Regions from separate parts of the Homo sapiens genome. Here region 2 is linked to region 1. The links are chromatin loops, found by intact Hi-C in ENCODE. Cell type or tissue: heart right ventricle. All regions are shown on one strand. Links, peaks and the distances in the headings refer to the core of each region. The heading gives the core; the rest is flanking DNA.

The links. Hi-C counts contacts between places; a loop is a spot of excess contacts. Peaks named below come from ENCODE experiments on the same cell type or tissue, not always from the same donor. Only the 100,000 strongest peaks of a DNase experiment are listed, where the experiment ranks them.
Region 2: it touches region 1 in a loop (1.8-fold over the local background); 2 of 110 quality-filtered maps call a loop at or near these places.

Annotation. Positions count from the first base shown.
Region 1 is chr7:7,917,801-7,934,250 of GRCh38, forward strand. It overlaps LOC124901586 (a long non-coding RNA gene), which reads right to left and starts at 5,421. Exons shown (of 4, transcript XR_007060206.1): 1 at 5,306-5,421; 2 at 2,337-2,495. RefSeq lists an enhancer at 2,777-2,826. In heart right ventricle, for the core only: no CTCF peak of the experiment used is centred there; no DNase peak of the experiment used is centred there.
Region 2 is chr7:8,026,658-8,043,107 of GRCh38, forward strand. All of the region lies in intron 3 of GLCCI1 (glucocorticoid induced 1), which reads left to right. Among named protein-coding and RNA genes, the nearest start is that of GLCCI1, 66 kb to the left of the region's middle. RefSeq lists a silencer at 14,449-14,649. In heart right ventricle, for the core only: a CTCF peak has its summit at 9,451; no DNase peak of the experiment used is centred there.

The DNA.
Region 1 (16,450 bases), core at 3,480-11,479:
GGAGTAGTAATATTTGATCAAAATGCTGCTTAAGGAGACAAGAAGAACAGATCCAGAACATAGGTAGGATTCACCTTCTTTAATGTCCCTCTTTGTCTGAATCCAGATGGAAGGAGGTGTAAGAACAGGTGGTGGATAGGTGCTCACATCCTATAGCTATCATTAATAATGAAATGTTAAAATCACAACTCTCTCAAGTAACTGCCACCACCATTTGGCATTGTTCTTCTAAAGATCGGAGACTACAATAATGGCAGCAAAAGGTCCCAGCAGTTAACAACTCTGTTTCATAAATAATTTCAAACTACTCTGTGATGCAGAGTGCTGTGTAGATGCCTGTTGGGGTTTGGCCCCTGATTCCTTTATGAGCCAAGAAGAGTCAATGTACTCTCTCTATAATAGATGTTGGCAGTAAAATGCCCACCTGTGTCAAGCAAATTGATTTGTCAAAAGCACCATCTGATAAATTTGTCGATTTACAGAGAAGGCAGGAGCTTTATGGGAAGTGCATTAACTCTTTGGGGCCCTTGGGGCAACAGAACTAAATCATTGCTGCAGTACTAAATGATTTCTCTAATGGCCCCAAAAGTAAATGCGTCCCCCAAAATCTCAGATGTTCCCAGGTGGTCATTCACCCTCTGAGACTTAAAATGATTACAAATACTTTTCAAGAGCTATATCGGTGGCCCAGTTCTCACTTTGCAGATAGGGGAACTGAAGTTCATTCTAGGCCAGTTAGTAACAGTTTAGAGTAGATACTAGCCAGCTTAAGTGGCCAGCTAATAATTAGCATTGCTGCTCTGACACCAATAGATATTCCAGTGATCATCTCAGTAAATATTTGTCATTTGAAGTGTAACTGCTCACAGTAAAAATACTCCATATTCATTCCCACAGAGTAGACAATTAGCTCCAATAAGATTGACTTATTGAATGTCCTTTTGCAAAAATTTTATTTTAGTTGTGGCTTTTTTTGTTGTTGTTAGATGGTTGTCAATTGTAGAAATAGAAATGAAAACTCAATAAAGAAGATAGGAAAACTTTGTGATAGATGCTGGAAGTAGGTCTCAAATTTCATGAGCAAGTTTATTAAGCTCATACACTGAAGACATTGGGTCATCTTTGGAGGTGTTGCTTAACAAGCCATGAGTGTTTCAGAGCTGAAGGGGGCCTTGAAAGCCTTAACTCAAGAGTGCTTATTTTACAAATGAAAAAATTGTCTCTAAAGTGGCCCAGCCAGGCCTTTTGCCTTAAGCTTGCAAAGTGAGAAAACCTGTTTACATAAAGACAACACAGAATGGGGGTCAGGGACTCCCAAGACTTGAAGACTAGTGGCCACAGAAAGGGGGAGAAAGCATTGTACATGGTTATTATTATTATCCAGATTGATTGTAAAAAGGCCCACCAATTCTTGGGCCTCTTCCCTCAAAAGGAAAAGACAACACATACACACACATGCACACATACACACACACACACACACTCACCTACACACATAAAGCAAAATTAGTTACCAAATGATAAGCATGTAAAACTTGAGGCAAAGAAGTTCTATTCTGGGCTTATCCACCTCTAACCTCAAAGCTTACTTGCATGGCTAACAGCTTTTAGGAACTTCATGACCAGATACTCAATTGTAAATTTCTCTAGAAAGAAAAAAATAAAAGCTACAATAACAAAATGTACTCTGTAAGCACAGTTGAACCTTGAATATTTTTGATGTTGCTTCCCAGTGTATTATGAATGTGTTATTATAAGGTTTACATAGAAGAGCAATGATCTGTGTAATTTCTTGCCTAAAATGGTAGTCTTTTGGTCAGTTGACCAAGAATGAGAACAGCTTAGGGTTCTGGGATTGCATGGAATGAGACATTGGTTTTGTTTGTTTCGTTTTATCTTGTCATTGGCGATTAGATTTAGGACATAAGTGCCAAAATAGGCCATTTTAATCAACATTGGGACTTCCCTGTTAAAATCTTGGCTGAGTTCAGTGAGTTTCACAAACACATAAAAAGCAAGCTTAAATACTGGCAGAGGGTGGCCTGAAAAGGAAATTCAGCTTTCTTGCTGAATATTATTATTAATCAAAATAAGTATAAGGATCAAATAATTATAATTGCATTAAACTCTTTGGGGACTTGAGACTTCTGTCATTTCTATAAACTAAGAATAGCTATTATTGAATTCACTTATGAATCACAATTCCTTACACTTATTTGTCATCTTACACATCACAAAATGCTTTCACCTGTTATGATTTGGTTTGATGTTCACAGTGCAAATGTGCAGGACAGGTATTATTAGCCCCGTTTAATAGATGAGTGAGTTGAACTTACGAATGGTCAAGAGCTCTTTCCATAGGCAACATTGCCTCTAAGATCCTCTTAGCTGTCCCTTTGTGATGAATAATCACTTCTTTGCTCAAGGAAGAACTAGGCCTTCAAAGGTTGCTGTCATTTTATATAAATGTTGACTGAAGGTGTGCACAACCTGACCTGGAAATACAAGAAGTATGTCATTGACATATCTTTATGATATTCAAGCAGGTTACCTTTTTTCTACCAATAATAATTGAAATAAATTAAAGAGAGTACAGATTAAACATATGTTTTCAATTGATGGTGGGAATGTAAAGAGGCTCTTAATGAATTTGTTAACGGCTGTTTCCATTTTGCTCAATGCTCGGTTATCAATGCCAATGAGTTTTGGACTTTGATCATAATAACATTTACCTGTTTCTTTAAAAGCTGTTTTTTTTTTCATACTGAAGGTTACCCTAGTTGCATAGTGCACTTTTGCCAGCCTGATGACGCTTCTGAATGCCTCCAGACCAGTGCTCCCTAAGAATCTGTAAACTATTCTTTTCATGCCAGCTGTTGTGCTCCTTTTATTCCCCCAATTTGCATATGGTGCTTTACTGAACAAGAGAGTTTTTCTTTCGGTTTCACCCAATGCAGGTGTGCAGTCATTCTGTGAGAGCTTTTGTAATTGGCTATGTAAATTATCTCTCAGGTCCAAGGGCCAAAAATATAGTTTTTCATAAAGACAATAAAAAACCACAATATTTATATTTTATTTTTTTTCAGTCTTCTGAGAAAATCTTTCTGCCAGTAGCAACATCACAAACGGCATCAGTCATTGTGGGAAGAGTTGGCAATTATTTTTCTAGCTGGTGTAGGTTCGTAGAAAACAAAAATTTTCAAAAACCATAAATACGTAATAAAATGTATTGGCTTACTTTGCTTTCTGGAAAAGCCCACCAAAATTTCTTTTTTGTATTTACTTTTAAAATCTTCCCAGATACTTAAGAATTCCTGGACTCTATATCCTCTCAGCCACTGTTTTTTATTTTCTCCTGCAGTCATTTTCTATAATATGCACTTATCTCAGACTCAGAACACCAAACTGAAATAGGTGGAAAATTTTTCTTTTTTCCTCAGTTATATTTATGTGTACGGATGCTAATTGGGGTAAAATGAAGGTACTGTGAATCTTCAGACATTATAGAAGATCTGGGCTTGTCAAAATTTAAGTGCCCTTAACCTTTATTAAGTATTGTAACCAGAAGTCCTACAGATATATAAAAGGTCAAATATTTATCATGTGTACAAATCTGACCCCAATAATAATAGATTATTTATCCTACAGCTCTTTTAAAATGTCAAAAATCATATCACATCTCATATAAAGAAAATATGTGATTTTCATGAAAACTAATTTCATTAATTATTCAGATGTCACTAGCCACCAAATTTTAGATGATTTTGGACTTAATTCCTTCTCAATAAACATAAAATAAATTAAACTTTTATTGATATGAACTATTGCTTTACTCCAAATTTTCACAGTCCTTAAATAAAAATATAAAGCAGGAACTCAGACATTTTCGCCAAATGGCTCCTTTCACCCTTAAGCTTTGTTCAAAGTTTTGGCCAATTCTATGAAAGCCCCAAAAAATAAAAAATAAAAACTTTCTCTGCTCTGTCCTTAAAAACTTAGTTTCCAAGTTAAAGTTTATAATCACGTTAAAGTCACTTGACTTTTAATGTTTACATTTTATAGAAAGAAAAAGGAGTATTTGAGTTGGCTTCTAGTAGGTTCCAAATGAGGCAGAGTAGAGCCTTAAATTTCTTGTAATGATCAGAAGGCAATGCATCCTTTTTATTATGTGGTAATCTGTTGGCTGAGTTCAGATTGCCAACCTCTCTGTACCCTGCTTTGGTTGACTAGTTGGCTCACTCCTCTGGATGTTACATAATAGCCTGTGCTGGTAGAGAAGGGGACTCAGACACCAACTTTAGGCTCAGACTGACTTGAGAGAGCCATAGTCTCAATTGGCTTTGCAGAAAAAAAGTCATGTTGTACCATAGACATGAGCAGTTTTTCTAAATTCTGTCATTTTAAATATGTCTTCTGGTCACTTCTCTTAGTTCTCTATTGATCAGGCCACTGGAGAAACATAAGGATTTTTACAAAGTGTTTGTCTTTCCAGGAGACCGCATTCCGGATATGAAAGTATCTAATCCCCACACACTTTCCTAAAGATGGTGCTAAGTCATCTTCCCTCACTCATTCTTGCTGGAGCTCACTCCCATGTTCCTTTTGTAGGTGGCATCTATTTCTTATCCACTGTAAATTGTGCCAACCTGCTTTCTTCAGCAGATTGTTGGTGCTAAATAAATGGTGTGATTTGTAGTAATAATGGTGATGATAATGACTCTTAAAACACCTAACTAATCCCAGTGAACTCTCAGTGATGTTTAGGCTGTGGAACACATGGTTGACTAACAGTGATAATGACTGAAAACGAGGTGATAAATTGCTATGCAGATTGTTGATGGCCTATAATTGCCTTAAAAGGGGGATATTTTATAACAGACTAATCCCATTTAAATAAATGTGTGTGTAGCATTTTAGATATATAGGACTGTATCTGTATTTTTTAATAATAACCAGCTCCCTAAAATACAAGATGCAAAACAACTTAGATAAACACTCCTTAGGTCAAGGGCCATGGGAGGTAAGAATTAAGGTTGTGTTTGCTCTTTCTTGAGTGTTGCATTGTTCCTGGGTCGGTAAGCATAACTTTAGAGACTCCACCAATATAAACACGAAACTACCTAGTTATGAGCCTGTGTTTACACAGTCCGGATCAAAAGCACAGACACTCAGGTTCATTTGCATTTGCTGCCAAAAATGTCCTAATTCTTCTTTTGAAAAGGAGCAATAATTCATATTTTGATGCCATTTACTCCCAAGGTTAATTTATATTTACAAATTTTATAACAGGCCTCATGTTCTTTACCATGTTGCCAGCACTTTCTTTTCTTTTGAGTTGCATTGTTCTTTTCTAAGGAACTGATTGTGTGGCAGATCGTCGGATCATTGCAGGGAGCACAGATGAAAAGCCTGTTATTCCAAAGGATTAAATTGCAATTCTTAGTGAACCATTGCCAAGCGATTTTTTTTTTTTTTTTTTTTTTTTACAAACCCGAGGAGGATTGGAAATAGGAAATGTTATGCCTTGAAAAGGGGTGGGAATGGTTGAATGGATGAGGAAGGACAATCATCCTAGTAAGTGTTATTAAATTCTCTTCAAGTAAAATCATGGAGCAAATAAATGATAAAATCTGTAAAATATCCAAATGGTCAGGAATAATAAGTAACTGAGTTTGTAAAGAAGTAATAATATCATGGGATAGATTTTGATTGAATCTATCCCATGATTCAGTAAAAATTTACTCCTGATTTTTATTGAATGTAGCATGTAGCATTAATACACAAAAATAATTAAAATTCCAGCTTTACTTTAGCATTTTCAGGGTTCAAGGACTATGGGGGCAGAGGACCTAAGATTTGCAAATCACTTCAATACGACCTCTTTGGGGAAGGATAGAATGTAGTAGGAAAAAAACAATGAAAGGGAATCTCTATCTTGGAGCATGATAACTGAGCACATTCCCCAAAATCTGACCTGAAATTAGGAAGAGAAATTAGTTCCGTTTGAGGTTCTAAACACCAGGAAAGTTTCATATAACCTGAGAGGGGACAGGATAAGTAAATTTTGGAAAGAAAACACCATAAAGAAGAGATGTTTCAAAATTCAATTCTGAAATATGTTAATGAACTCAGAGGAAGATAAAGGATTTAAATGCCCAATGTAATGGAGAAATTAGAGTAAGGAGGAAAGAAACTGACAATTTACCGTGTGCTCTTTGCAACAGGCAGCCTACAGGATGCCATTGTGGTTTCTGTTTGTGTATTACTCTGAGAATCAAGAACAAACTCCACATGAAATGCTGTAATAAAGAGTTGAAAAATATGCACTGAAAGTATACCATGTTTCAGGCACATATCAAGCATGATGGTACATGCTTGGGATTAAAAAGATGGATGAGATACAATACCTGCACTCTAAAAGTTCATAGTATTTGGGAGAAAAGAGAGACATACAAGAGGATGATTGCAGTCAAAACATTGGAGCAGATGCTACAAGGATATGTAATACAAATGAAGTTCAAGAATCACAACTTGCTTTGCCTGGGAAAATCAATAAATGCATTGAAAAAGGGGTAGTGTTTGAGTTGGGTCCTGGAGGATGAGTAGTTCTTCAGGCACAAAGAAGACAGATGCAAAGGATAAGGTGCATGCAGTGTGATAAGTTCAGAGTTGCCTGGGTTGAAGGAGTCAGCAGGAGAGGAGTTTGGAGGTTGGTGGGGTTAGGCTATTGAGGGCCTTTTGTAGTTGCTGAGGGGTTTAACTTTAACCAGTTAGGTGCAAGACAGTGTTACCAGCTTTAAAACAAGAGAATGATCCAATCAAATGTGTGTCTCAGAACAGAAGCTCTGGCAGGGAGGGATAGGATGAGGCTGAAGTCTGCAGGTAGCAGTCAGGAGGCAGTTGCAGCAGGGACAAAGGGGAGATGAGAGATCAGATTCCATAGATAGTTTGGAGATGATATGAGTAGATCTTTGGGAGATATTAAATGTTAGGAGTGAGGAAAAGGAAAAGTTGAAGGGGTTTGCAGCTCCTAAGGTTGTGATACCACTAACTGAAATAAAGAACACTGCAAAAGGAATACATCATTTATGTCTACAGCAGGGCAGTATGGGGGGTGGCATGCAGGGAAGGCTAGCAGATAGGTTGTTAAAATCCTGCCTGTGTAGTGGAGAAGACTACAGCTTGGAGAGAACCAACCAGAACAGTGTTCTTACCCTGCCCCACCCTATTGTGTCCCTGAGGAGAATCATGGGTCAAGAAACATTTGATTGGAATTTTGCTAATTTTTTATCTATTAAAAATGCTATTTATTTTTATTGATTTATTTATTTGTTTTTTTGAGATGGAGTTTCGCTCTCGTTGCCCACCCAGGCTGGAGTACAATGGTGTGATCTCGGCTCACCACAACCTCAGCCTCCTGAGTAGCTGGAGTTACAGGCATGCACCACCACACCACGCCTGGCTGATTTTGTATTTTTAGTAGAGATGGGGTTTCTCCATGTTGATCAGGCTGGTCTCAAACTCCTGACCTCAGGTGATCCGCCCACCTCAGTCTCCCAAAGTGCTGGGATTATAGGCATGGGCCACTGCACCTGGCCACAAAATGCTATTTTTAAAACAGGCACATTCAAGCCTGCCATGTACTGAATATTATTACAATAGAGACCAACAACATGCCAACTCGTCTCAGACTAACCTAGAATGTGGCTCTCAGAACAAATGAAGTTCCCTCTCATTACTTATAAATGGAATAGTGTCCTGATATTACAAGGCAACTTGTTTAAAAACTCATATTTTTACCATTTCCAACAGCTTATTTTTGTTGTCAAGAAAATCTCAATACTATGCAACTAGTAAGAAATCACAGAAATATCAAAACAGTCTTACTTTTCCAATTCATTGATATGCATAAATATGATAAATTTAAACTAATGAAATGTTTATGAAATATTCTTATTTATTTCTCATAGTCTATCTGATATATTAATAGTTTGGATATTTGTTGCTGCCCAAATCTCATGTTGAAATATAATCCCCAATGTTGGAGGTGGGGCCTGGTGGGAGCTGTTTGGGTCATGGGGGCACATCCCTCATGGCTTGGTGCTGTCTGCGTGGTAGTGAGTGTGTTCTTTCTGGGCCCATTCCCTCTCTGCTCCTGCTTTCACCATGTGACATGCCTGCTCCCAATTTGCCTTCTGCTTTGAGTAAAAGCTCCCTGAGGCCCCCCTCAGAAGCCAGGCAGGTGCCATCACAATGCCTCCTGTACAGTTTGCAGAATCATGAGCTAATTACGTCTCTTTTCTTTATAAATAACCCCGCCTCCGGTATTTCTTTATTTCAACACGAGAACGGCCTTACACACCATCGTATATGGATTGTGATTATTCATAAGATTTCTTTGGGTTCTACTTCTTAAAAAGTTTTAAAAACACTGAATATAAAGTATATATTACATTTATTTCTCCTGAAATTTATTTCTCAGATTGTTAATCAGGTCTTCAATTTTTGGACTCATTTAAAATTCTAAAATTGTTCTTTTGCTCTTTTCACACACATATCCATATTCTTCTTCTGGCTCGCCACTTCTCCTTCTGAGCTTGGGATTTATGCAAGACAATAACGGGAACAATCTGATATGGCAGCATAATAACCAACCAAAATATGTCTTTTCTGTTTTTCATTTTGCTTGATCATGACAACATCAAAATGCAAGAATGGGTGAACTGTTTTGAAGTCTAGGTTTTGAAAACACTTGTTTGCTGGTGTGGATGTGTGTGCATTTTTATATTTAACATTAATAGCAGCTTTCTCTGTCATTTTTACACTTTCGTTTCAAAAACAGTGGCCTGGACAGATCCTGGCAAAATACATTACGTGGTTATGGTAGCAGCTAAAATGTTTGTGGAAGAATAAAAATGTACATTAATACAATTTACACTTATTTTATTAGTTTATGTAATCTTATATGAGCAAGAATCAACTCTTCTGTTGTATATAACTTTTTAATATGTTATTTGAACTTCATCAACAGCTTCTTGATTGGGTCTCAAGCATTAATCAGGCCCCTCACAAGTACTATGCGAGGCTTAAACATCTTGCATCCATCATAAAGAATAAGTAGGACCATAATGACTAATCACATTAGCATAATTTAAAAATGCAGAGCGTGAATAGCTTTTTTCCCCAAGATTTGTAGTAAAAACATATGCACAATAAGACTGAAATGATTCATTACACCATTGACTTGTTTATATTATAACATATTTATGTGCCCGGCAGAATGAAACCATAAAACTGCCATTAATGAGTACAGGAAAGAGGTTCTGTTTTTAACTAAATTACATGAATTCATAATGAATACATTTTAAAAAAATTATTTTAAGGAAGGGATCTTGCTATCATGTTGTGTCCTTTTGGGACATTACAAAACCCATTCTCATCATAGATCTTTTTTGTCATCTACACTTTGCACTTTTCACTTAGGCTATAAGTAAATTTAGCAATTTATGAACAAGTTTCTGCCCTTAAAGCCAAACAATAAGTTGCAGGTGGAGTCACTTCGTATTGCAGAAGCAAACAGCTAAAGGAAAATGTATTCTTAGGGGAAAAAACAAGAACAAAAACACCTTTTTCTTTGTAGCCACTTACAAATAAAAAAAATCTTGCCACCCCAATGGATATGAGTTCACTGGTCCCCTCTCGGAACTTTGGGATGTCTGCTTTAGGATTGAATTTGTCTGCTAAATACTATTTATTGAGTGTCAGGCACTGAGCAAGATGCTTCAGAGGCAACAATGAAAAATGACAAACATAGTAGTGACTTAATTGCCATTGCCTTACCATCTGGTAAGAAAAGCAGAAAGAGAAACAGACATTTAAATTATAGTATAAAGATTTTATCATGGAAGAACAAGCAAGGCGTCCAGGTGCAAGGACAGTGTTGATACCTGAAGGTAAGCAGGAGTTTGCCATGTGAAAGGGCATGAGGGTTAAACAGAATTATTCCAGGCAGAGGGTAGTATTCTATGTGGAATGTTTAGGGAACCGAGAATAGTCATTATCAAATAATTGTTGAATACATGTTGACTGCATATAGCTAAACCATAAATCCCAAGAAAAAATATAGCAAGAGATGAAGCTAGACAGTATTCAGGGGTCCAGATTTATTCACTTAACCATATTCAGGAGCTAGGGAAATATCAGTGTGCAAGATAGACATGGTATTTTCTCTCAGGGAGCTTATTGTTTAGTTGGGGAAACAGATAAAAATAATCACAATAATAATGTCAAATTGTAATGAATGCAATGAAGAAAACAAACAAGTTGCTAAGAGACAATAACAAGAACTTACTTTAAATGGGATCAGGATGATACCTCTGAGGAGGTGAGATTTGAAGAATGAGAAGGAGTCAGATCATGAAAGTCTGGGGAACCTTATTAAGGAGCTATGGCTTTATCTTGAGAGTTACGCATGTTTAAAGATTTTAAATAGGGGAAAGATGTCATCAATTTGCATTTTAGACAAATCACCCTGGCTGCTATGCAGAGTCTGGAGATGAATAAGTCAGGAGGTAGGGAAACAAGTTGGATGGTGTATTTGTCTGTTTCATTGCTATAAACGAATGCCTGAGACTGGGTAATTAATAAAGAAACGAGGTTTATTTGGCTCACAGTTCTGCAGGCTATACAGGCATGGTGCCAGCATCTGTTCAGCTTCTTGTGAAGCCACAGGAAGCTTACAATCATGGTGGAAGGCAAGGGGGAAGCCGGCATATCACATAGTGAGAGACGGAGCAAGAGAGAGAAGGAGGAGGTGCTAGGCTCTTTTAAACAGCCAAATCCCGTGTGAACTCATAGAGTGAGAACTCACCTGTTATGGTGAGGACAGCATAAAGCCATTCATAAGGGATCTACTCCCATGACCCAAACACCTTTCACTACACCCACCTTCAACATTGGAGATCACATTTCAGCATGAGATTTGGGGGGGACAAACATCCAAACTATATCAGATAGCTTTTCCAGGAATCTGGGTGAAAGATAATTTCCTAGTGCTAGAATATTTTAGTCACTGTGGTATTAGGCAGGGATAATATTAAAATACTTAGCTATTTTGGCATAAACATTGATCCATCAGAATGGATGCAAGCCTTAGCACTAGAGCAGAGTCTTCAGGTGTCTGCTAGACCAGGCTGGATGGGGCACGTGGACCCCAGAGGTGGAGCCAGCACAACAGGAGCTTAGGCCAGCAGTTCTTTAAAACAAATATGGACATATTTCAGTATTTTAGCAACAGATGCTGCTATACCAGCCTAAGAATTAGGTATAGAGAGCCAGGGAAATATCCAGGAGATGATTAGGAAACAGAAGGCTTACGTTTTGGTAATGCGAAAGAATGCCAAAGGGAGGAGTTAATGATTAGGCTCTGGTTTCTGCTTGGGAAACCAGGTAAACTCATGTATGTATTTATTCAATCATATTTGCTCAGCACTTTACATTTAAGACATCTATCTGAGAGACTTGCAATATCAAGTGGGCAATTGGATATATGAGTAAGGAAATGGGGGAATGATCTGGGCTGAAAAAGTAAATTTGTGAGTTTCCAGCATAAAGATATCATTTAAAGCTATAGAGTAGATGAAGTCCCCTAGGGAGAGAAGCAATAGAACCCAGGACAGAGTCCTGAGCAACTCCATCATGTAGTTTGTGAAGAGGAGAAGGAGCCTTTGATGATTGACAAGTATTCCTGCTGAAGGAAGGAAATCAGTCTTGAAAGGTTTCAGAAGATGAGTGGAGAGTATTTCCAGAAGGAGGAGTGAGTGGCTGGCTGTGTTGAAAGCTGTGTAGAGATTGAGTAAGAAAGAGAAGACTGGAGTCTCTGAGGGATTTAGCAACATGGAGATCGTCGGTGACCTTGATAAGGACAATTTTAGTAGGTGGTGAGCGCAGAGGTCGGACTATCTAGAGTTGAAGGTAAATGAGCAGTGGAGAAAGAGAGCTGGTGAGTACAAAACAACTTTTTGCGGTGATGTGGGCTTCTTTGATTTTTATTTAGGGGAGGGACTTGAGCAAGTTTAATTGCAAGTGGGGGAGCCATTGAGGTATTTCGATAGATTCTAGGGGTGTACAAACTAGAGCTCCTGTCTATTTTTGTAAGGAAAATTAGAAGACAGCCACCCTCATTCAATTATGTATTGTTTATGACTGCTTTTGTGCTACAAGGGCATAGTTTAATAGTTGTGATAGAGACCTATGGCCCACAAAACAAAAATGTTTACTCTCTGGCTCTTTATAAAAAAAAGATCGCCAATCTCTGGATTAAGCTAAAATATTACGTGCCCTTGCCCATTTAATTTCCCCCAGGAAACCCAAATAAGTACATATGTATATAAATGCATGCATAAGCACATAAACCAAATAAAGAATTTGTTTCCCAAGGCAAAAGTGCGATGGAAATTCTCTCTAGTCAGTTTACCAATTTATCAACAAAAAAGAGAAAAAGACTTTGCTCTTCTGTCGATAATACACTTATAGCTGTTGTTGACAATAGAAATTAGCCTATTGTAGTCACCACTACATACCCAGTACCTGGTGCTGAGCCTGACACATGGTAGGTGTCCAATACATATTGTTTGAATCAAGGAAGGAAAGGTACCAGGTGCTGTACTACATGATTGCTTGGAGCAAGAAGCAGAGGATCTTTCCTAGATTTGGGTAGATAGCGGAGAATTCCCAAGGTAAATGAGCTTATATGGAGCTATCCCAGTGAGGTTTGTGGAACCTGGAATAAATCACATTCCTTTAGAATTAATTTGAGAGGTGAATGGGGGAATGGGTTGGGGAGATGAAGTCAAAGCTCATGTCAAGAGTAAGCTCAATATGGAAACAAAGTCACAAAGAGGCAGTGTGTAGCTTGGCTGCAAGAAAGGGCCATCCCTGCAGCTCTTTATTTGTTGCGGTGAAACAGCAAATAGAGATGAGCCAAATTTATGTATAGTCCAAGCCAACTTATCCCTCAGGAGTGGGACCAGGAGTTGGTCTGTTAAAAAGTAGGTTAAAGCAACAAGTCAAAAAATGCGATTTTCCACAAACATTTTAACTGAAAAAAAAAAAATGTATATGTCATCAGTTTTCCAATCCTTTGACATAGGGGCAAGGCCTTTTCTTTTCTTTCTTTCTTTTTTTTTTTTTTTAATTGAGACAGGGACAGGGTCTCGCTCTGTCACCCAGGCTGGAGTGCAGTGGTGTGATCATAGTTCTCTGCAGCCTCGACCTCCAGGGCTCAAGCGACCCTCCCACTTAGCCCCCCAAGTAGCTGGGACTACAGGCACATGCCACCACATCTGACTAATTTTTAAAATTTTTTGTAGAGATGAGGCTCATTATATTGCCCAGACTGGCCTCAAACTCCTGGGATTAAGTGATTCTCTTGCTTCAGCCTCCCAAAGTGCTGGAATTACAGGCCTGAGTAACCAGACCTGGCCAGCAAGGCCTTTTCTTTGAGCACAGGACATCACAGAACATCACTCTTGAATAAAGCACAACTCCTACATATTAACTAAGATTTAAAGTATGGATTTCTTTAAAGGAGAGTGAGAGCTTATAGAGAAATGGGAAGAAATCTGAGCACAGCATCCTTCTAGATTTTTTTCCACAATCTTTTTGCAGCTGTATTACTCACACTTTGTGATGCTTTCAACTTGTTTTCATAGAAACAGCTCTTTTGCCTTCACATTTTATTGATTTATATAATATTTAATGAAATCACATCATTATTATAATAAAATACAACTATCATAAACAGATTTAGGAAATAAGAACTGCTTCTCAGGGAGCACATAATTCCTATCAGAGAGTAGCCTGCTAATTTTGTTCTGTGTTGGGGAGCATTATGATACAAAGGGAATAGAGACTCACTGATTCTGGTGAGTCCAGGAAGGGAAAGCAGGTTAAGACTGTTGTCGGCAAGGGTGGTACAAGCACGTTACAGGCAACAGCTGGTGCTCCTTGAGTCACTGACAAGCTGCCAGAACAGCTAGGTCCCCTGAATATTGACCTGGGGCAGCTGTACCAAGTCATCCCACTCTAGGGACCTTGGAGTATTGTGTGTTGGAAAGCATGTATTAAGCACTTGCTGTAGCTGCTTCTGGAATACAGTATGTGGAATAATAGCTGAATCCTCCTAACAATGCAACTTTCAGAGAATTGCAACTGATGAGAAACCAGCCTTGCTTATCCTGTAGCAGATTTAGCTTTGGAAAGTATACTTAAAATTCTCCAACTGCTAGATCTAGACAGAGACGGTAAAATCTCAGTAAACTTATTCTGGCAGCTTGTTACATGGTAACTAACAAAGAACACCCAAAATAGTGGGCAGAAATCACTGAACAATGTAAAAATCAGAGTAGTGGTTAATGTATTACCATGAACTGAGACTGGGGAACCCTCTGTTCTCCATCAAATGCCTACCCAGCTTTCTAACTTATTTTGAGCTAAATTTGGGCTGATAAAAATGATTCTATTCTCTACTACCAATATTTTGGAAAATTATTTCCAATAATGTGGAAACGACAGAAATAAGATTGCCCTGTAAAATCAAGACTAGCATTGATGAAAAATAGGTATTCAGCATCTTAAGAAACAGAATATTTCCAATTTAAGAACATTTACAATATTAAATATTCTATATTGAGATATTTAATGGTAGAAGTTGAAGAAGACTAAAAAGTTCAGATACCTTCTTTGACAGATGTGGATATCAAGACCCAGAAAGGTTACATGATTTAGTCAAGGACCCATAGCCAGTTATGAGCTAATCCAGTTACAACCCAAGTCTCTCAGGTCCTAGTCTAATGTTTTCTCATTATAACACCCTCCTTCTACATGAAATCTTCTGATAAGTTGGTGTCCTTAGTGACCTGGCTACTGTAGCTGAGTCATAAATTACCCCATAACTCAATGATGTAACACAACCATTTAGTATGCTCACTGAGTCTGTGCATTACAGATTTCGCACAGGGCACTGTAGCGCTGGCTTGGCCCTGGTCTTCGCTCCAAGGCTGAGGGCTGGGATTATTTGAAGGCTCATTCACATGTCTGCTAGTTGACCCATCTTGGAAGTCACACAGCATGACTTCCACTCTATTCCTTTTTTGTTGAGGCAATCATAAAGGTCCACCCTAGTACAAGGGGATAGACGCCACTTCTTGATGGGAAGTAGCAAGATCCTCGAAGAGCATGTGAGACCAGAAATATTGCTGTGACTACTTTTGGAAATTACAATTTGCTACAATTAGGAATTAAAAGAATTCTTTGCAAGAAGAAAACTAGAGGGAGAAAAGAGGCAGAAGAACAATAACAAATCATACCTGCAGGCTGAGTGTACCTACTCCCATTTCTCTCCCTCTGGGGAACTTCGCAATCTGTGCTTACTGCAAATTGAATAGGAATAAAGCATTTTAACTCAACATGATTGAAGCTTTTATTTCATTTAACTGTCTAGTTTGGTGTGTTGGAAAGTATGTTTATAAGATATATCCCTAGCATAAAAGCCTTCACAATGAGGAAAAAGGGAGAAATTATTTTAATTGAAGAAATTATTTTTTTAAATAGCTTATATACTAGACTATAAAGAAAACATCAATAAATCTCTTAAAATATGAAGTGCACAGACATATTCTCTGACCACAGAATAATAAAACTACAAATAAAAGTACAAATCAGAACAAAACATTTCAACAAAAATTTCCCACCCACTTGAAAATAAAAAAATATACTTCTCCATATCTCTTGGGCATAAAGAGGGAAATATGATTGCAGTTACAGAATATATAGAAAATAAGAATGAGGACACTACAAAAGTCATGGGATGTGACACAAGTTAGATTTAAGTGGCATGTAAACCAGTGAGGAATGAATAAATGACAACACCAGCAGCAGCAATGGCTGACACTTCATGTGTTGGACACTTGGAGCTTTACACGTATAAATTCAGTTACTCCACACAACAACCTATAGGTAGACACTATTATGTTCATTCTCATTTTCCTCTGAGGAGGAAATTGATGTACAGAAGGAATGAGTGATTGGAGCAACACTGTGCAACTAGCCCCTATCATATGCCAGGCAGTGTCCAGGCACTAAGGTTGCCAAGATGACCCAGGCAGGCAAAGTCCATGCTCTTTGACAGCTCCCCATTACTGCTGGGCAGGGCGGGAATTCCTCTTCCCACTGGGCCTCCACAGATACCCTCCTGGCAGGGAGGGGTAGAAGTGCCTCATAACTCCTCTACATGAGGCCTCCACTGATACCAGGGTGAAGAGGTGGCCTCATTTCCACTGGGTCATGGTGAAAACCCTGAAGCTCCACCAGGCCTCCTCTAATGGCACCCCAGTTAGGGGTGGGAGTGGAAGTCCAAACTCCCTATGTGGTCTCTACTGGTACTGGGGAG
Region 2 (16,450 bases), core at 5,043-13,042, 110 kb after region 1:
GTACTGCCATATCACAGTGAAGAATAAAGCCATGCTGGCCTCAGCCAGTGCCTGTGCATGGAGGGAACGTTTGGACCAACCTTAGCCAGAGGAGAATCAACCATTCCAGCAGTCAGAACTTTTTATTGGCAAGCTTTAAAGAGAGAGACAGACAAGACAGACAGACACCCCCTGTTTGCTGAGGAGAAAGTAAGGGAAAAGAATAACAGTCTTTGTCTGGTAATCAAGAGAATTCTCCCAGATCTTTTTCAAGACCTCCAAGATGGTAGGTATAACTCTACAAATCTGAAAAAAACACAGTGTTATTGGGCTTGGGGCCCAAGTCTCTTTGAATACCTGGAAAGCCTTCCCAAGAAGGACAGGCACAAACAAGCCCAGACTGTGAAGACTACAATAAATACCTAACTCTTCAATGCCCAGACACTGAGGAACATCTACGATAATTAGCACCATCCAGGAAAACATGACCTCACCAAATGAACCAGGCACCAGGGACTAATCCTAGAGAAACAGAGATATATAACCTTTCAGACAAAGAATTCAAAGTAGCTATGTTGAGGAAACTCACGCCTGTAATCCCAGCACCTTGGGAAGCCAAGGCGGGCAGATCCCTTGAGGTCAGGAGTTTGAGACCAGCCTGGCCAACATGGTGAAACTCTGTCTCTACTAAAAATACAAAAATTAGCTGGTTGTCGTGGCACACACCTGTAGTCCCAGCTACTGGGGAGGCTGAGGCGCAAGAATCGCTTGAGCCTGGGAGGTGGAGGTTGCAGTGAGCCAAGATCGCACCACTGTACTCCTGCCTGGGTAACAGAGTGAAACCCTATCTCAAAAATAAAAGGAAGAAGGCATACCACCACAAAAAAATCACCAAAAGGAAGACAAGAAGGGTAGAAAGAAGGAAGGAAGAGAAAACCAGAAAACAAATAATAAAATGGCAGGAGTAAGTTCCTACTTATCCATAATAAAATGGAATGTAAATGGACTAAACTCTCCAAACAAAAGACAACGAGTGGCTGAATGGATGAAAAAAAAAAAAGAGACCCAATGATCTATTGCCTACAAGAAACACACTTCACCTATAAAGATAAACATAGACTTAAACTAAAAGGATGGAAAGATATTCCATGCCAGTGGAAACCAAAAAAGAGCAGGAGTTGCTATGCTTATGTCAGGCAAAATAGATTTGGAGACAAAAACTGTAAGAAAAGACAGGGTCATTGTATAATGATAAAAGGGTCAATTCAACAAGAGGATGTAATGATTGTAAGTATATATGTACTGGAGCACCCAGGTGTATAAAGCAAATATTATTAGAGCTAAAGAGGAAGATAGACCCCAATACAATAATAGCTGGAGACTTCAACACCCTACTTTCAGTATTAGACAGATCTCCTAGACAGAAAATCAGCAAGGAAACATTGGGCTTAATCTGCACTGTAGAACAAATGGACCTAATAGATATTTACAGAACATTTCATCCAACAGCCTCAGAATACAAATTTTCCTCCTCAGCACATGGATCATTCTCAAAGACAGACCACATATTAGGTCACAAAACATGTCTTAAAACATTCAGAAAAATTGAAATAATATCAGGAATCCTCTCTGACCACAGTGGAATAAAACTACAAATCAATAACAAGGGGAATTTTGGAAACCATACAAGCACATGGAAGTTAAACAATATGCTCCTAAATGACCAATGAGTCAATGAAGAAATGAAGAAGGAAATTGAAAAACTTCTTGAAACAAATGATAATGGAAGCACAACATACCAAAATCTATGGGATACAGCAAAAGCAGCACTAAGAGGGAAATTTATAGCTGTAAGTGCCTACATCAAAAAAGAAGAAAAACTTCAAATAAATAACCTAACAATGCATCTTAAAAAGCAGCAAAAGCAAGAGCAAACCAAACTGAAAATTAGTATAAGAAAAGAAATAATAAAGATCAGAGCTGAAATAAAATGGATTTGAAATGAAGACAACACTACAAAAGATGACTGAAATTAAAAGTTAGTTTTTTGAAAAGATAAAATTGACAAACCTGTAGCCAAGGTAACCAAGAAAAAAAAAGAATACCCAAATAAATTAGAGGTGAAAAAGAAGACTTTACAGCCGATACCACAGAAATTCAAAAGATCATTAGTGGCTACTTTGAACAACTATATGCCAATAAATTGGAATATCTATAAGAAATGAATAAATTCTCAGATACATATAACCTACCAAGACAGAATCATGAAGAAATCCAAAGCCCAAATGGGCCAATAACAAGTAGAGATTGAACCCATACTAAAAAGTCTTCCAGTAAAGAAAAGCCTGGGACCCAATGGCTTCACCGCTGAATTCTACCAAACATTTAAAGAACACCTAGTACCAATCCTACTAAAGCTTTTCCAAAAAATGGAGGGAGATGGAATACTTTCAAACTCATTCTACAAGACTAGTATTACCCTGCTACCAAAACCAGACAAAGACACATCAGAAAAGTAAAAACAATAGGGCAATTTATCTGATGAATATGGATGCAAAAATCCTCAACAAAATAACTAGCAAACCAAATTCAGCAATACTTTAAAAAGATCATTCATCCTGTCCAAGTGGGATTTATCCCAGGGATGCAAAGATGGTTCAACAAACTCAAATCAATGTGATGCATCATATCAACAAAATGAAGAAAAGCCATATGATCATTTCAATTGATGCTGAAAAAACATTTGATAAAGTTCAGCATCTCTTCATGTCAAAAACCCTCGAAAAAACTGGCTGTAGAAGGAATATACCTCAACATAATAAAAGCTATATATCCCACAGCTATTATTGTGCTGAATAGGGAAAAAGAAAAGAAGGATGTTCACTTTCACCAGTGTTATTCAACATAGTACTGGAAGTCTTAGCTGGAGTAATCATAAAAGAGAAAGAAATAAAGGGTATTTGAATTGGAAAGGAAGAAGTCAAATTATCCTTGTTTGTAGATGATATAATCTTATATCTGGAAAAACCCAGACTCCATCAAAAAGCTATTAAAACTGATAAATTCAGTTAAGTTGCAGAACACAAAGTCAACATACAAAAATCAGTAGTGTTTCTATATTCTAAAAGTGAACAATAGAAAAAGAAATAAAAAGTCATCCCATTTACAATAGACACAAATAAAATTAAATACCTTGGAATTATTCAAAGAAGTGAAAGATCTCTACAATGAAAAGTATGAAACACTGATGAAAGAAATTGAAGAGGACACCAAAAAATGGAAGGATACTTCATGTTCATTAATTTGAAGAATCAATATTGTTAAAATGTCTATTCTACCCAAAGCAATCTTAGATTCAATGCAATTCCTATCAAAATACCAATGAAATTCTTCACAGAAATGAAAAAAACTAAAATTTGTATGGAATGACAAAAGACCCAGAATAGCCAAAGCTGTCCTAAGCGAAAAGAACAAAACCGGAGGAATGACATGACCTGACTTTAAATTCTACTGAAGAGCTATAGTAACCAAAACAGCATGGCACTGGCATAAAAACAGACCCGTAGACCAATGGAACAGAACAGAGAATCCAGAAACAAATTCACACACCTAAAATGAGCTCATTTTTGACAAAGGTGCTAAGAACACACATTGGGAAAAAGACTTCAATCCATGGTGCTGGGGAAACTGGATATGCCTATGCAGAGAAAGAAACCTGACTCCTTTTTTTCACCTTATACAAAAATAAAATCAAGATGGATTAAAGACTTAAATCTGAGACCTCAAACTATGAAACTACTACAAGAAACCATTGGGGAAATTCTCCAGGACATTGGTCAGGGCAAACATTTCTTGACTAATACCACACAAGCACAGGCCATCAAAGCAAAAATGGAAAAATGGGATGACATCAAGTTAGAAAGCTTCTGCACAGCAAACAATCAACAGTGTGAAGAGACATCCCACAGAATGGGAGAAAATATTTGCAAACTACCCACCTAACAAGGGATTAACAAACAGAATATATAAGGAGCTCAAAGAACTCCATATTAATAAACCTAATAGTATGATTTTTAAAATGGGCAAAATATTTGATTAGACATTTCTCAAAAGAAGACATAGACGTGGAAAACAGGCATACGAAAAGGTGCTCAGCATCATTGATTATTAGAGAAATGCAGATCAAAACTGCAATGAGGTATCATCTCACCCCAGTTAAGATGACTTTTATCCAAAAGTCAGGCAATAACAGATGCTATTGAGAATGTGGAGAAATGGGAACCCTCTGTACACTGTTGATGGGGATGTAAATTAGTACAACCACTATGGAGAACAGTTTGGAGGTTTCTTTAAAATCTTGAAAATAGAGCTACCATATGATCCAGCAATCCTACTGCTGGGTATATACCCAAAGGAAAGAAAATCAGGATATTGAAGAGATATCTGCACTCCTATGTTTGTTGCAGCAGTGTTCACAATAGCCAAGATTTGGAAGCAGCCTAAGTGTCCGTCAACAGATGAATGGATAAAGAAAATGTGGTACTTATAGACAAAGCAGTACTATTCAGCCACGAAAAGAATGAGATCCTATCATAATGACGTCCAGTTCCATCCAACAACATGGATGTCATTACGTTAAGTGAAATAAGCCAGGCACAGAAAGACAAACATTGCATGTTCTCAGTCATTTGTGGGATATAAAAATCAAAACAATAGAACTCGTGGAACTAGAGGATAGAAGGATGGTTACTTACAGGCTGGAAAGTGTTGGGTGGGGAGCCATGGGGAGGTGGGAATGGTTAATGGGGGAAAAAGTTGGAAAGAATGAGTAAGACCTAGTATTTGATAGTACAACAGTGGGACTATAGTCAGTAATAATTCATTATTCGTTTAAAAGTACTAAAAGGGTATAATTGGGTTGTTAGTAACATAAAGAATAAATGCTCTAGGGGATAGATACCCAGTTTACTCTCATGTGATTATTATGCATTGCATGCCTGTGCCAAAATATCTCATGTGTCCCATAAATACATATACCTACTATGTACCCACAATAATTAAAAAATTTTTTTAAATAAATATTTTTAAAAAAACAAACAGACTGAAAGCAAAAAGATGGGAAAAGATAAAACAGTAACAATAAGAGAGCTGGAATAGATATGTTAATATCAGGCAATGTAGACTTTAATACAATAAAGATAACTGAAGAGAAATAGGAAAGTTTCATAATAATAAAAAGGTTAGTGCAAAAGGAACTTAAAACAATCATAAGGATATATGCATCTAACATCTGCATTTCAAAAATACATTAAGCAAAAAATGTAAAATGAGAAATTATAATTATATGACAGTAATTAGAGATTTCAGCATCCCATTATTGAGAAACCAATTAGAGAATCAGCAAGGTGATAGAAGACTTTAACAATATTATCAATCAACTTGACCTAACTGACATGCATAGATGGAAAACACCCAGTCACTGCAGAATAGCAGAAAGAAATCTTAGAAAATCCCAAATATTTGACAATTAAGGAACACTTTTCTAATAACCCAAGGATATTTTTTAATATTTTCAATTGAGTGAAAATGAAAACTCAACTTAGAATTTATGTATGCAGCTAAAGCAGTGCTTCAAGGAAAATTTATACTTTTAAATCCACATATCAGAAACAGAGAAAAACTTCTCATTAATTACATAAGTTTCCATCTTAAGAAACTGGAAAAAGAAAAGCAAATCAGAGCAAAAACAAGCAAAGGAATGAGAAAATAAAGAATAAGCAAAACCAATGAAACAGAAAAGTACTAGAGAAAAATCAGTGTAACTAAAAGTTTGCAGAGATCACTAAAGTTGAAAAACATTTAGCTACACTGACTAGAAAAAAAGCAGACCCAAATTACCAACTTCAGAAGTGAAAGAGGTGACATTACTACCAACTGTACAAACTTAAAAAATATTATGAAACAATATTATGAACAACTTTATGCCATCAACGTAGAAAACTGAGATGAAATGGACAAATTCCTAAAAGACACAAATTAGTAGAAAGGTATAAAGTGCCAAAGCTGACTTAGGAACAAATAGAAAATGTGAAGAAACTTATAAAAAGTAAAGAAGCTGAATAAATAATTTAAATTCTTCCCACAGAGACTATCCCGGGGTCACATTTGATGAATTCGATCAAATATTTAAGGAAAAAGTAATGTTAATTATTTACAAACTCTTCTTCTAAAAAATAGAAAAGGAGGGAACACTCTCCAATTTATTTTTTCAGGTCATAAGTACTGTCCTTTCAAAGTCAGGCAAAGACATCTCAAGAAAATAAAACAAGATGAATATCCATCTTGAATATAAATATAAAATTATTAATAAAATATGAGCAAACCAAATCCAGCAATAAATAAGAGGGATTATATACCCTGAGTAAGTGGGATTTGTCCAAGGAATGCAATGATGGTTTAACATCAGAAAATTAGTTAATGGCATGAATTATATTAATAGAATAAAGGACATAAATTACATAATCACCTAAGTAGAGTCAGATGAAACATTTGACAATATTCAACAGTCATTCATGATTAAAAAAAAAAATCAACAAACTGGGAACAGAAGAAAACTTTCTTCATCTGATAAACTGCATTTATGAAAAACCTACAGATTACTCATATTAAATGATAAAACAGAATGCTTTTCTCCTAAGGAACAAGGCAAGGATGTCCACTGTCATCTTGTCACCACTTTTATTCATTACTGTACAGGAGATTCTAGCCAGTGCAGTCAGGCAAGAAAACAAAAAGACATTCGGATTGTAAAGGAAGCAGTGCAACTTCCTTTATTCACCGAAGACATAATCCTATATGTAAAAACTCCTATGGAATGTACAAATATATTATTATAACTAATAAGTTTACCAAGGTTACATGATATGAGATCAACATACAGAGATCAATTATATTTCTGGGTAGTAGCTATGAATAATTAAAAAATAAGAAAACAATTTATTCACAGTTGCATCAAAAAAGATTAAAGTGTTTAGAAATAATTTAAGAGACCACTCCAGAATTTATACACTGAAAATATTACTGGATGAAATTTATAAGGATTTAAATAATGGAAATTAAATAAATGGAAAGACTTAACTTGTTCATGGATTGGAAGAATCAATAGTAAGATGGTAATTCTCAAATTGATATATAGATTCAATGCAATTTCTATGAAAATACCAGGGCTTTTGTTTTTTGGTTTGTTTTTTACTAGGAATTGACAAGCTAATCCTAAAGTGTGTATGGAAATACAAAGGATCTAGAAAAGTCCGAATAATCTTGAAAACGAAAAATTTGGTAGAATTATATTACACTATTTCAATGTTTCCTGTGAACCTACATTAATATAGTTAGTATAGTATTGGCACACATAAAGATTTATAGGTAAATGGAACAAAATTTGTGAATCTAGAAATAAACCCTTATATTTGTGGTCAGTTTATTTTAGCCAAAGAAGCCAACACAATTTAATTGAAAAAGACAGTCTTTTCAACAATTGGTGCTATAATAATTGAATATTTGTATGTACAAAATACCCTTAAGTCCTAGCTCTCACCATAGAGAAAAATCAGCTTTCAGTGAATCATAATCCTAAATGTAACCTCTAAAATTCTAAAACTTCTAGAATATATTAATTAGACATTCTTAGATACAATCTCAAGAGTAAAAGCCCTAAAAGAAAAAAAGATAATTGGATCTTCAATAAAATTAACACTTATACTTCAAAATACACCACTAAGAGAATAAAAAGACAAGCCACAGACTTGAAGAAATATTAGCAAATCATGTATTTGATAAAGGGCTTCTATGTAGAATATATAAAGAATTCTTACAAATCAATAAGAAGATAAATAATCTACTTTAAAAATTGGTAAGACACTTGAAGTATTTCATCAGAGAAGAGGATGGCTGACAAGAGACATCAGACACCACTTCTCAGAAAGAAGAACCATAGTTACAGGTGAATAATCATAACTTGAATAGAATATCAAGGGGAGAGTGCTGGAGTCCAGTGGAGAACTCACAGGAAGAAGCTAGGACACAGAAAAAGAAGGAAAAAGAGGCTGGCAGAGATTAGCTAGGAAGCCCAAGGGACTTGCTATTTTGTTGAAAGGATAGGTGGAAGTGTTTTGGGCTCCCCTTCCCCTCGCAGCAAACTGCTGGTATTCAAGAGTTCCTCTGCCCTTATGAACCCAAACACTGGTGTGGGTGGTGATTTGGGGACTTACTGAGGGCATTACACCAGACTACCAGCTCATGCTGGGTTGCTTACCCTCCCTGTGGACCCGAGCTGTGATGGCAGGCCCAATATATTTGGGACATGCCTGTTGAAGGACTGAGTCCTGCCCAAGGAACCTCAGGTCCTGCCCTTGTGTCTCGACATCACTGGATCCCATACAGACATTCCCTGGCACTCACTCAGATTGTAGCAGCCACATAGTGCTGGCTGGACCCAGGGGAGCTGCAGGATTCTCAGTGGTCTCTCCCTCAGGGAGTGCTGCTCCTAAGGGAAGGGAAAGTGCAGTGCACAAAAGTGTGTGCTGTCCTTTGCCCGAGAACTCCCCACTTGGCTGAGAGTGACTGCTACTTCCAGTGCAGATGTGGGCACTGTGCTTGGCTCTTCAAGGGAGGAACAGGGTTCCATCCCAGCAGCCAGGTGGCCTCAGTGCTTAAGCACAGATGTGGAGAAGGGATATCTCTCCTCTGCAGCTTGTCCACTGCTGCGAACACAGCCATGGCTGCTCCTATGGGAGGTTGGTACAGGCGTATCACAAGACAGCCATTCTAGGGCAATTAGGTATGGCTGTGTCCGCACTGATAATCTAAAAAATAAGAATTTATTCAAGCTGGGCCCAGGCTTGTGTGAAAGGTGGGGCACCTCCCCCTTATATGTGGAGTTGTTATGTTCCTGCAACAGAAATCAGGAGAACCACAAAGATGTATGTTTTAGGCTGAAGACAGGTTCTACACCAAAGATAGTTTGGCAGTAAGCTGTGAGATGGGCAGATTTCACAGCTCTTGGCTACACTGCAGTGTGGATATAGACAGTGTTGTCTGTCCCGTCAGAGTGTCCCAAGTGCCTAACAGGGGTGTGACAGGGAAGCAAATCATGTTCCTGCCTGCCTAGGTATGGAGCTGAGGCAGTTCCCTCCCCCACATAGAGAGCTTGTCACATTCTACCAGGAGCTCCTCTCACCACCCGCTTCAGGGCTAGTGATTGTGTCCACCATTGGAGTATTGAAGAGCAGGCTTGGTGGTTTAGCTCTACCCAGCTTTGTCCCCATCAGGGGCTGAGCAGAGATCTCAGGCTACTGTGCATTACACAGTCTGGCCAATTTGAAGCAACAGAGAGATCCTTCCAGTAAACAAAGATCAAGCATATACCCATCTGCTTCTGCTGTAGCTGGCCTTTACACATAAGCACCACCTATTGGTCTGTAGGTTAAATTGCACAACCCAATACAAAATCTGCTAACACAAGTGCACAGTTCTGGGGAATGAGATAAACTTCCTGAGACCTCCACCATCCTGGCCCAAGAGGCAGTGAGTTTGTTCACATGCCCAGTACATCACTTCTACAACTAGTATTTGAGAAGCCATCACACAAAGCATGTCTGAAACCAAGTAACTCATAGAAACTTTGCTTTCAGTGGAAAGCACCCAGAATAAAAGCCAAAAGGCCATACACAACATATATTATAGTCTCATCCTTAAGATGGAAAAAAAATCATGTCCAAACAAAAGTAAATTCAAAAATAAGAAGAGAGAGTTTATCCAGATGAGAAGGAACTAGAGAGACAATTCTGGAAGTATGAAAAAACAGAGTATTACAACACCTCCAAAGGATCATACTAACTCTCCAGCAATAGATCCTAATGAAAATGAAATCTTTTAAATACCAGATAAAGAATTCAGAATATTGATACTAAAGTTCAATGATACCCAAGAGAAAGTTCAAAAACAATACAAAGAAATCAGAAAAACAATTTAAGATATAAATGAACAGTTTATTAGGAGATACTTTTTTAAATCCACCAGAACTTTTAGAAATGAAAAATTCATTGAATGAATTACAAAATAGAGTTGAAAGTTTTAACAAGTAGACTAAACCAATGAGAAGAAAGAATGTCAGAGCATGAAGACAGGTCCTGCAAGTTAATCCAGCTAGAAAAAGAAAACAGAATTTTGAAAAATAAAGCCTTTGAGAAGTATGAGATTATGTAAAACCTCCAAACCTTGTCATAGGGAGAAGGTTTCTTCCTGAGGGAGAAGAAAAAGAAAAAAGTTTGGAAAACCTATGTGAGGAGATAATTGAGGAATAATTCTCTCATCTTACTAGAGATTTAGATGTTGAAATAGAAGAGGCTCAAGGAAATCCAAAAGATATATTGCAAGATGACTCGACCAAAATAGTCTTCAGACAAAGTCAGTGTGAAGGAAAGGAATCCTAAAATCAGCAAGAGAAAAGCATCTAATCTCCTGTAAAGGAAACCCCAACAGACTTACAGCAGAATGCTCAGCAGAAACTCTATAAGCCAGAAGAGGTTGGGTGCCTAATTTCAGACTTCTTAAAAGAAAAAGAAAACTGTCAGCCACGAATTTTGTATGCTGGTAAACTCAGCTCGGTAAGTGAAGGGGAAATAGTATTTCCCAGACACGTGAATGCCAAAGGAATTCATCACCACTAGACTGGTCCTACAAGAAATGCTCAAGGGATTTCTAAACATGGAAATGAAAGGTTGACACTCACCATCATAAAAACACATGAAAGGATAAAACTCACAGATCTTATAAAACAGTTCCACAACTGAGACTACAAAGCAACTAGGTAAGTTAACATTATGATAGGAACAAAACCTCACATACCAATATTAATTCTGAACATAAATGGGTTAAATGCTCCACTTAAAAGATACAGCTTGGCAGAATTGATTAAAAAGCAGGATCTAATCATATCTTGCTTACAAGAAATCCACCTAACTGCTAAAGACACGTAAAGACTCAAGGTAAAGGGGTGGAAAAAGACATTCCTTGCAAATGGAAAGAAAACGTGAGCAGGAGTAGTCATACTTACATCAGATAAAACAGATTTTAAATCAACAGGGAAAAAAAGATAAGGTCATTATATAATGATAAAGGGATCAATTCAACAAGAAGATATAGCAATTCTAAATATATATGCACCCAATACTAGGCCACCCAGATTCATAAAGCAGATACTGCTATACTTAAGAAAACAGATAGTAATACAATAATAGTGGATAGGGGACTTCAGCCCCCCACTGACAGCACTAAATGGGTCATCAAGACAGAAAGTCAGCAAAGAAACACTGGACTTAAATTGGACTCTAGATCAAATGGACCTGGTAGAAATTTACAGAATATTCACAGCAGCCATAGAATATACATTCTTCTCATTAGTGCATGGAACAGAACACCAATGAAGTCACTGATGACAAAAGCAAATGGACAAACATTCTAAGCTCTTGGATTGTAAGAGCTTAAATTAATATGGTTAAAATTGCCACCTACATATTCAGTATAATTCCTATCAAAATACCAAGGTCATTTTTCATGGAATTAGAAAAAATAATCTGAAAATTCATATTGAAAAAAGCCCAAATGGTGAAAGCAGTCTTAAGCAAAAAAAGAAGAAAAGTTTATTGCATCACATTACCTGCCTTCAAATTATACTACAAGGCTATTGTACCCAAAACAGAATGCTACTGGTAGGATAGCAAAAACATAAATCAGTGGAACAAAATAGAGAACCCAGAAATAAAGTCAACTGATTTTTGACAAAGTTGACAAAACATATGCTGGGGAAAGTACACTCTTTTGAATAAATGGTCCTGGGAAAATTGTGTAGCCATATGTAGAAGAATGAAACTGAACCTATATCTCTTATCATATACAAAAATTAACTCAAGATGGATTAGAGACTTAAATGTAAGACCTGAACCTATAAACATTTTGGAGGAAACCTAGGACAAACCTAGAAAACCTAGGACAAACTTGAACATTGGCCTAAGCAAAAAATTTATGAGTAAGATCTCAAAAGCAAATGCAACAAAAATAGGCACATGGGAGTTAATTAAACTAAAAAGCCTCTATGTAGCAAAATAAATAACAGAGAAAATAGACTACCTACAGAATGCAAGAAAATATTTGCAAACTATATATCTGACAAAGGACTAATGCACAGAATCTACAAGGAAGTCAAACAATGCAACAAGAAAAAAAATACGTAACCCTGTTAAAAAGTGGATAAAGGACATGAACAAACATTTTTCAAAAGAAAACATGCATATAGCCAACAAGGAGATGAAAAATGCTCAGTATCACTAATTATCAGAGAAATGCAAAATAAAATCAAAATGAGATAGCACCTTATACCAGTCAGAATGACTATTAAAAAGTCAAAAAAAAATAGTTGTTGGTGAGGAAAAGGGAATGCTTATACACCATTAGTGAGAATGTAAATTACTACAACCTCTATGCAAAAATATGGAGATTTCTCACAGAACTAAAAATAGAACTGCCATTTAATCCAGTAGTCCTACTACTGGGTATCTACCCAAAAGAAAGGAAATTATATCGGAGACACCTCCACTCACATGTTTATTACAACACTATTCACGGTAGCAAAGATAAGGAATTAAGTTCACGGTAGCAAAGATAAGGAATTAAGTGTCAATGGCTGATCAGATAAAGAAAATGTGTGTCTGTGTGTGTGTATATATATGTATATACACACACCACGGAATACTATTAATTCATAAAGAAGAATGAAATCATGTCTTTTGTAGCAACATGGATAGAACTGGAGGGCATTATCTTAAATGAAATAACTCAGAAGCAGTCAAATATTACATATTCTTACTCATAAGTGGGAGCTTAAAAATATGTATACATGGACATAGAGAGTAGAATAATAGACATTGGAGACTTGGAAGGGTTGGAGTGGGGTGAGGGATGAAAAATTACCTAATGGTTACAATATTTAGGTGATGGTTCCACTAAAAGCCCAGACTTCAGCCGGGCGCAGTGGCCCACGCCTGTAATTCCAGCACTTTGGGAGGCCACGCGGGGTGGATCACTTGAGGTCAGAGGTTTGAGACCAGCCTGGCCAACGTGGTGAAACCCCGTCTCTACTAAAAATACAAAAATTAGCTTGGCATGGTAGCGGGCTCCTGTAATCCCAGTTACTTGGGCGGTTGAGGCAGGAGAACCACTTGCACCCAGGAGGCAGAGGTTGCAGTGAGCCGAGATCATGCCACTGCACTCCAGCCCGGGTGACAGAGCAAGACTCTGTCTCAAAAAAAAAAAAAAAAAGAAGAAGCCCAGGCTTCCCTACACAATATATCCATGTAACAGAACTGCACTTTACCCCCTAAATCTATATAAAAATAAATAATAAAAAAGTATTTCATCAAAGAGAATGTATGAATGGCAGATGACCACATGAAAAGGTGTTCAACATCATTCATTAGTCATTAGGGAAATGAAAATTAAAACCACAATGAGGGAGGTGTGATGGCCCACAACTATAATCCCAGCACTTAGGGAGGCTGAGATGGAAGGATCTTTTGAGCTCATGAGTTCAAGACCAGCCTGAGCAACATAGTAAGAGTTCATCTCTACAAAAAATACAGAAGTTAGCTGGGCATGGTGGTGTGTGCCTGTGGTCCGAGTTACTCAGGATGTTGAGACAGGTGGATTGCTTAAGTCCAGGAGTTTGAGACTGCAGTGGACTATCTATGATCATGCCACTGCACTCCAGCCTGGGTGGCAGAGCAAGACCCTGACTCAAAAAAAAACTTAAAAACCATAGTGAGATATAATTAACACACACACACACACACACACACACACACACACACCAATGACTATTTAAAAGACGGATTAATTGCAAGCATTGGTTAGGATTTGGAGGACCTGGAACTCTCAGACATTTTTAGGAATATAAAGTGGTACATCCACTTTGGAAAACACTTTGCTAGTTTCTCAAAAAGGTAAACAGAAATTTAGCATACAACCCAACAATTTCATTCTTAAAAGTCTGTACAAGAAAAATGAAAACACATGTCTACATTGAGACTTATACACAAATGTTTATCGCAGCATCATTCAAACTTAATCCGTAAATGTATGCATGTGCTTTGCTTCATCAACTATCATTTTCCTCTCCTTGGGCTTCCTTATTTCCTGAGACACAATAATAGTGAAATAGGCCAACTAATACTCCTACAGTGACCTCTTAAGTGTTCAAATGAATGAGAGAGTCATACCTCTCTCACATTCAGTCAAAAGCTAGGAATGATTAAGCTTAGTGAGGAAGGCAAGTAAAAAGCCAGTACAGACCAAAAACTAGGTCTCTTGCACCCAAATAACCAAGCTGTGGATGCAAAGGGAAAGGTCTTGAAGGAAATAAAAATTCTACTCAAACAAACACAAGAATGATAACAAAGCAAAACAGCATTATTGCTGACACGGAGAAAATTTGAGTGGACTAGATAAAAGATCAAACCAGCCACAACATTCCCTTAAGCCAAAGCTTAATCAGAGAAGGGCCCTAATTCTCTTCAATTCTGTGACAGCTGAGAGAGAAGAGGAAGCTGCAGAAGTAAAGTTTGAAGCCAGCAGACATTGGTTCTGAGGTTTAAGGAAAGAAGCCATATCTATAAAGTGCAAGGTGAAGAAGTACTAAGTGGTGATGTAGAAACTGCAGCAAGTGAACTGGAATACCTAGCTGAGATCATTGATGAAAGTGGCTACACTAACAGGTTTTCATTATAGACAAAACAGCTGTACTGTGGAATAAGATGTTGTCTAGGACTTTCATAGCTGGAGAGAAGTTGATGATGCCTGGCTTCAAAGCTTTAAAGGACAGGCTGACTCTCTTGTTAGGAGCTTGCTTTTTTTCTTTTTTTCGAGACAAGGTCTTGCTCTGTCACCCAGGCTGGAGTACAGTGGCATGATCGTAGCTCACTGCAGCTGCAGCTGGGCTCAAGCAGTCTTCCTACCTGAGTATCCCAAGTAGCTGGTACTACAGGCATACACCACCACACCCAGCTAATTGTTTTTTATTTTTGTAGAGACAAGGTCTCATTATGTTGCCCAGACTGGTCTCGAACTCCTGGGCTCAAGCAGTCCTCCCGCCTCAGCCTCCCAAAGTGCTGGAATCACAAGTATGAGCCACCACACGCAGCTGCAGCTGATGATTTAAGCCAGTGCTCATTTGCCATTCTGAAAATCCTGGGGATCTTAAAAATTATGCTATGTCTATTGTGCTTGTACTTTATAAAGTGGAAGAACAAAGCCTGGATGATATAGCACATCTATTTACAACATGGTTTACTGAATATTTTAAGCCCACTATGGGGACATACTGCTCAAAAAAGGAAAAGATTCTTTTCAAAATATTACTGCTTATTGACAATTTGCCTGGTCACCCAAAAGCTCCGATGGGGATATAAAAAAAATTAATGTTTTCATGCCTGCTAACACAACATCCATTCTGCAGTCCGTGAATCAAGGAGTAATTTCAATCTTCAATTCTTATTATTTAAGAAGTACATTTTGTAAGGCTTACAGGTACCATAGATAATGATTCCTTTGATGAATCTGGGCAGAGTAAATTGAAAACCTTCTGGAAAGGATTCACCATTCTAGATGCCATTAAGAACATTTGTGATTCATTGGAGGATTTCAAAATATCATTAACAGGAGCTTGGAAGAACTTGATTCCACCCTTAATGGATGACTTTGAGGGGTTCAAGACTAGAGTGGAGGAAGTCACTGCAGATGTGGTGGAAATAGCAAGAGAACTAGAATTAGAAGTGGAACATGGGCTGGGTGCAGTGGCTCATGCCTATAATCCCAACACTTTGAGGCTGAGATCACTTAAGCCCAGGAGTTTGAGACCAGGGCAACATAGCAAGACCCTGTCTCTTTGAAAAATAGAAGTGGAACCTGAAGATGTGACTGATTTGCTGCAATCTGGTGATCAAATTTGCATGAATGAGGAATTGCTTCTTACGGATGAGCAAAGTAAGTGGTTTCTTAAGTAGGAATGTACTCCTGATGAAGAAGCTGTGAACATTGTTGAAATGATAACAAAAGATTTAGAATATTACATAAACCTAGTTGATAAAGAGTGGCAGGGTTTGAGAGGATTGACTCCAATTTTAAAAGAAGTCCTGCGAGTAAAATGCTATCAAACAGCATCACATGCTACAAAGAAATCTGGTATGAAAGGAAAAGTCAGTCAATTTGGCAAACTTCACTGTTATTTTAAGAAATTACCACAACTGCCTCTGCCTTCAGCAACCGCCATCCTGATCAGTCAGCTAACATCTACGAGACAAGAGCTTCACCATAAAAAAGATTGTAACTTGCTGAAGACTCAGATGATCATTAGCATTTT